Linked DNA regions of Homo sapiens: region 2 is linked to region 1. A link is a loop called in an ENCODE intact Hi-C map of the cell type or tissue named here. Cell type or tissue: heart right ventricle. All regions are shown on one strand. Each heading gives the region's core, and the rest is flanking DNA. Links, peaks and the distances in the headings are about the cores only. Region 1 overlaps LOC107986009 (a long non-coding RNA gene). Region 2 overlaps LMCD1-AS1 (LMCD1 antisense RNA 1).

What was found. Peaks named below come from ENCODE experiments on the same cell type or tissue, not always from the same donor. Only the 100,000 strongest peaks of a DNase experiment are listed, where the experiment ranks them.
Region 2: it touches region 1 in a loop (2.9-fold over the local background); 7 of 110 quality-filtered maps call a loop at or near these places.

The regions. Positions count from the first base shown.
Region 1 is chr3:8,606,060-8,608,968 of GRCh38, forward strand. The region is part of intron 3 of LOC107986009 (a long non-coding RNA gene); the gene reads right to left. Among named protein-coding and RNA genes, the nearest start is that of LINC00312, 36 kb to the left of the region's middle. In heart right ventricle, for the core only: CTCF peaks have their summits at 1,666 and 1,867; a DNase peak (open chromatin) is centred at 1,652; H3K27ac peaks cover 515 bases.
Region 2 is chr3:8,323,300-8,326,208 of GRCh38, forward strand. All of the region lies in intron 3 of LMCD1-AS1 (LMCD1 antisense RNA 1), which reads right to left. Among named protein-coding and RNA genes, the nearest start is that of LMCD1-AS1, 180 kb to the right of the region's middle. In heart right ventricle, for the core only: a CTCF peak has its summit at 1,648; a DNase peak (open chromatin) is centred at 1,656.

The sequences.
Region 1 (2,909 bases), core at 139-2,638:
GCCAAAGCCAAGTAAAGCCCCCAACTTAGGCAGTTTGGGCAGCTACAGAAGAATACCATAGACTAGGTGCCTTATAAACAACAGAAATTTATTTCTCCCAGTCCGGAAGCTGGAAGTCCGAGATCAAGGTGCTGGCAGATCTGGTGTCTAGGAAGGGCCTGCTTCCTGGTTTGCAGATGGTCACCTTCTTGTTGTATCCCCAAGTGATGGAGAGTAGAGAGCAAGATCAAACCCTTGCATCTCTTCTTATAAGGGCACTAATCCCGTTCATGAAGGCTCCATGCTCATGACCTGATTACTCCCCAAAGTAAAGTGCATTCATATTCAGGGTTAGGATTTCAACCTACGAATATTGGTGGGACACATTCAGGGTATTGTGCTCCCCATTGGCCAAACCCTCAAAAAAGCCAGAGGGCAAGGAGGTCCATGCAGGACAGCCTCCCAGGGCCCAGTCTAGAGTGGAGAGGGGTCCGGAGAGGATCCAGAGAAGCAAAAAGAAAAGATTCATCCACCAAGCATTTGAGGATTTCTCAACAGTTTCCCCTGACAACGTGGGCAGGTCCATGTCACCCTGCACCCAAGATCTCCCTTGAAAGTTCTCCACCCGGCACATGGGCATGGGCATTCCCCAGGCCCTTCTCTGCAGTGCTGGCTTTCTCTCTCTCTCCTGCCACTCCTTCACACAGTGGTCAGTTTGCCCAATCCAATCACTCCCTTCCCGATGTCAAACTTATCTCTCCTTAATTATGCAGAGTAATTTAGAGAGCATCCTGCCCCCTGTGCCAGAGGATCACCACAGTGTCTCTTCCCGGCCAGACAGTGCTCTCCCGAGAGGCAATCTAGCACGTAGCTTTCTCATCTCATCTCACATTTTTGGCATTCACATTGCACGACTCAAACTGATTATTAGCTGCCAAACCTTGTTTGAGGAGTGTTGCAAAAATAATTTTCCCTAATTGATCTGGATAAACATGTGTCTGTCAATATAAATCCCATCTCTTCATGGATGGTTTGCTGCATCTGCAGCTATCTGCTTCAGGGCAAAACTAAAGAGGATTTTCTGCAGCTGTAAGGGGCAGCCGCTGAGTGGATCCTTCTTTGAGAAAACTTTCTCTGAGCCAAGCTGGAGGAATGAGAAGAATAACCAGATGCTTCGAGCCAGGAAGATTGTCATGTTTGTAAAATCAGATTGGATTTGTTCCCCTGCAAGAATTTGGACTCCCTGTGCCCACCAATGACCACAGAGCCAACGCCACCTGCCCATTGCTGCCCAATGGGCAGACCACACTGGCTTCTGCAGCCCGGGCTGTCCTCATTCACTCTCTTTTTCTCAGGGGAGAGTCTGCACTCTGTACCACCTGGAGAGAGTATGTCCCTTAGAAATAACAGGCATCTTGTCTTCCTCAACAGCCTCCCTGACTGTGAGGCAGGGCGATCAGCAGTGGCTGCTGGGGGCACCAGGAAGGAAGGAAAGTTGGGAGCCTGAGTGTCCTGCCCAGTTTCAGAAAGAACTCAGTCCAGTCTAGACAGAGAATCTCCATTCCAGCCCTTGCATCCTCAGAGGAAACCCTCCAGCCTGGTTTCTTATCAGGTTCACATGTGACATTAAACAGGTCCAAGCTTGCAGTCTTACAAGGAAAGTGGTTGGCTGGGGACACCCGGTGTCCAGTGTGTGCATAAACACTGCCCTGGGTGTTGGTGGTTTTGCTGCCAGGATTCCCCTCCGCTTCTGGAAATGGCACCTGAATTTTCCTGCGGGAAGCGGGGTTTGCCCTCTCCTCAACCAGGATGGGTTTTGATGGGGCAGTTCCCATCCCCTGGACCTGGGCCTGGATAATCAGCTTATTTCAGCACAGGGCCATAGAGACTGGTGTTAGGCTGGCTCAAGCCAGGGTGTTTGGCCCAAGGAGTCTCAGTCCTGGGGCCTTTTGTAGAGCAACCAGGAAAGTCATGAGCTCTTGGCTGCAGGAATGCTGAGAAAGTCATAGCCAGCCTGAAACTAAGGGTGTACCTCTTGCCATTAGCAGGATAGGGAAACGTAGGAGACAGGTAGAAAGAAACATGTTCAACAACATTGCCTGAACCTCTGGGAACACCCCAGCCCAGAGCCAGAACTACACCAGACTTGTCGGTTCTGTGTGCCAGTAAACTGCTTCACCCAGCGTGGGTTGGGTTTCCGTTACTTTCGACCAAGTGTCCTAATGCCCACGTGTACATCTATGTTTTCCTTCTGCTGTTTCACTATTTGTTGGTGGGGTCAGTGACATCTATCTGTCCTCTGTACCCCTACACACCTCCCTCTGTCTGCCTCTGAATGGTCCCGCCCGTCTAGAGCCAGCTGTGTGTTGGGAGGCGAGATCTCAGGCTCAGCCATACCATGTACAGGTGACTGCCTGCTGGCAGGTCTGACATGAGAGTGTGGAAGTGGGGCTCAGAGGCTGCAGGGTCCAGTGCTGGGAGACGCACTCAGAAGGTTCACACCGAGACTGTGCAGTGAAAGGGAGGCAGCGATGGGTTCTAAGGCATGGCAAGTTCACCAGGAGGCACCGATTACAAGACGGGGTGGAGGCCACAGTGAGAGGCTGGCCCTTATGCACAGTTGGGACTGCCAGGGTGGCCAGGGAGGTGAAGACGGAGAAGGACGAAGCCTGCTCTGTGGAGGCACTGGGTGCTTCTTGGCATACCCCAAGCCTCCTCTGGATTTAAAGGGACTCTTTCTTTGATTCCATACTGGAGAACCAGAAGACAGAAGACCCTGGTCCGGCCCAACCTGCTGCATGGCTTTGGGCAGGATGCTCAACCTCTTTGAACCTCAGGTTTCTCATCTTTGAAATGGGTTTCAAAAGAGACGGGCCTCAAAGGACTCCTAAAAGTACGAAACTGAAACGATAGGTGGAATAGAATTGTGT
Region 2 (2,909 bases), core at 299-2,798, 280 kb before region 1:
AGCCCACTTTTACTGGGATATTTTGCTTCTTCTTATTCGGTTGTACAAGTTCTTTACATTACAGATACATGTTCTTTGTCAGATACATGGTATAAGAAAAGACTTAAGGTCCTTTCTGGTTGTCACATTTTAATATTCTGTGATTTGGGTATAATCCTGAGTATTCAGATACCTGTATTTATAGAGTTAACTAGTGGAATAAATATTTTATTTTTCAAGCAACTATTTGCACTTTATGCAGATGTAATCCAATCAAAATGAATACATAGAATGTAAAGGATTCCAGAGGCCTTTGTTTATTTATTTTGTTTCTTAGGACCACCGTGGTTTAAAATGTAGAGTGTGGCTTTAGCCAATTAACAGCAACTTTTGTCCATTGCCCAGCAGCTGTAGAAGAGATGAGACTTATTCTGAAAAAGGAGAAAAGGCAAAAATCATAAAAAAGGGAATCTTTTCTTATTTAGGGGCCCAAACAAGTACATGCCCCAAAAGGCCAGAGGAGCTACCTGAATAGCCTGATAGGCAAAGAGCATCATGAAGGGGATTTGTGAGAGATCCCAGACATAAAATAAAAGCAGGTCTCCCAGGGAGATCAAATGGATGGGCTCGGTTCCTGGTCAATGTGGCCCCGGGAGCCAGCAAGAACAGAGAGATGGCCAGAAAATGCCAGCATCTCCGGATTCATGCAGCTAAGACCAGTGTCCCTTGGGACACCAGGGCCTGTGATGCCTCTTTAAGTACTGGGACTATGTCCAGCACCATTCTGTAGCTTGAGGCCAAAGAAGGAGCCAAGATAGGAATCCTGCCTCCAAGCAGCTCACACTCTAGGGAAGGCAAATAACTACAAAAGAAGGTGTCGCCTAGGAAAAGAATCCAAGGGCAGCTCAGGGATGTGGTGCAGGTCAGCATGACCCAATCCCTGGACCAACTGGAGGCTTCAGAGCTCAGCACCACTGAGCAGAGTAGAGCAAAGTCCACTCAATCTGTGATGCACCATGGCTTTTCTGCCAACCCATAGCAGATGTCCTTCTTAAGTGGAAGACTCAAAGCAGCAGACTATGAGAAAGACTCAAGGACAGAACCACAAAACACCATGATGCCAGCAATCCTGATGGTATTAGTTAGGGCAGAAAGCCTCACATTTCAGAAAATGAACTTAAACTGCAGAGAGACATAAGCCCCAAGCTGTCTTCCAGTGATTAGGCTGTTTCTTGACATAAAGGTCCTGTCACAAATGAAAGCTTGGCAAATCAAAGGTAGAACCTAAGAAAAGAATGACCCCAAAGAGCCCAGAGTCAGAGATGGTACTTTGCCTCTAGCCACCGCCCTTGACTAAAAGAGTGTGCTTGTCCCAAGCAAGAAGGTCTTTTTTTTTTTTTAAATAATTGCTGTAATTAATTAAACATACACCTAAGTTCACTGTTTGGTAAGACTCCATAAAAAATTGTTTAGATTCTTCTTACACCATTCCTTTATGTGTTTTCCCATTAAAAAATCATATTCAAGTGTTGATAAGGTAAAAATACCTAGATATGTCTGATTGATTGCATCATTTGGAAACAGCAGAATGTATTGAAAGACATCTGGTAGCTCAGAGTCTGCAGTGGTTGAGAGGCTGTGCAGCAACCACACTTCTGAACTGCGCCAGCAGAGGTCCCACTGCTCCTGGGACTCAGACACTGCAGCTCAGTCCACAGTCAGGCCTCAAACACCAAGAATCTCCCCTACACCTGCCTCCAAAAGCCGAATGCCTCTACCACCACTATTGCCAGTAAATGGACTTCGTGCTCTGCTGCTTCCTCTGGTCACTTCACATCAAAATCTCCTCTGTGTGTGCATCTTATTGGTGGGGAGCCTAAGCCATATGACTGCATCCGCAAGAGAGGCTAGGAAAATGTACGACCGGCTCCCACCTTGGGTGGAAAAGAGTCCTATTATGGGAAATTATCCAAACAGAAAGGCTTTTCAGAAAATCCTGTATGTCCACGAAACATAATAAATGATTCTCACTAACGTTCAATTTTTTCTTTCTTTTTTTTTTTTTTTTTTGTCTCTTATCAGAGGTTCAAGTCAAGTTGCAGCCTCAATTGCTGCCAGGAAATGATGGGAAAAAATGAGTCTGAATTTTTGTTGCCAGAGAACAAACCTACACTCATTTTAAAGAGCTTTTGTCTGCTCCACACACAATAATGATTAGCTAACAATCGCTATTGTGTTTTGGAAAGTATGTTGAGACTTGTAAAAAAAAATACTTCTATACTTCTGTGGGAGCAAAACTAAATGTCTGAACAATGATAAATTCATTGGAGGCCACAGAGAGTGGAAAAGTTCCAAAGAATAGCAAAGGCTATTTTTCAGATAATAGCAGGCTGAAAAGAAGGTCATGTTGGCAAGATAAAGACACTTTCATAAAAAAGAAGATCAAAGCAACCTATTGAAAATGAATCTATACTATTCATATCACCAAGATGTCATTTAATTCTCTGGTTTGATTCATGAAATAAAGATTAATGATTTTAAACCAGGAGAGAAGGGTCAAATTGTCAGGGTGGATGGATAGCTGTAATATCAGATAAATTCTGATATTACAGTGAAGTCAGTTCAAAAATACTCAAGTACCGCCCCGCCAGCTGCCCCGTCTGGTAGGGAGGTGGGGGGCAGCCCCCGCCCGGCCAGCCTGTCCGGGAGGGAGGTGGGGGGCGCCTCTGCCCGGCCGCCCCGTCTGGGAGTGGGGGCCCCCTCTGCCCGGCCGCCACCCCGTCTGGGAGGTGTACCCAGCAGCTCATTGAGAACGGGCCATGATGACGACGGCGGTTTTGTCGAGTGGAAGGGGGGGAAGTGTGGGGAAAGGAAAGAGAAATCAGATTGTTGCTGTGTCTGTGTAGAAAGTAGACATGGGAGACCCCATT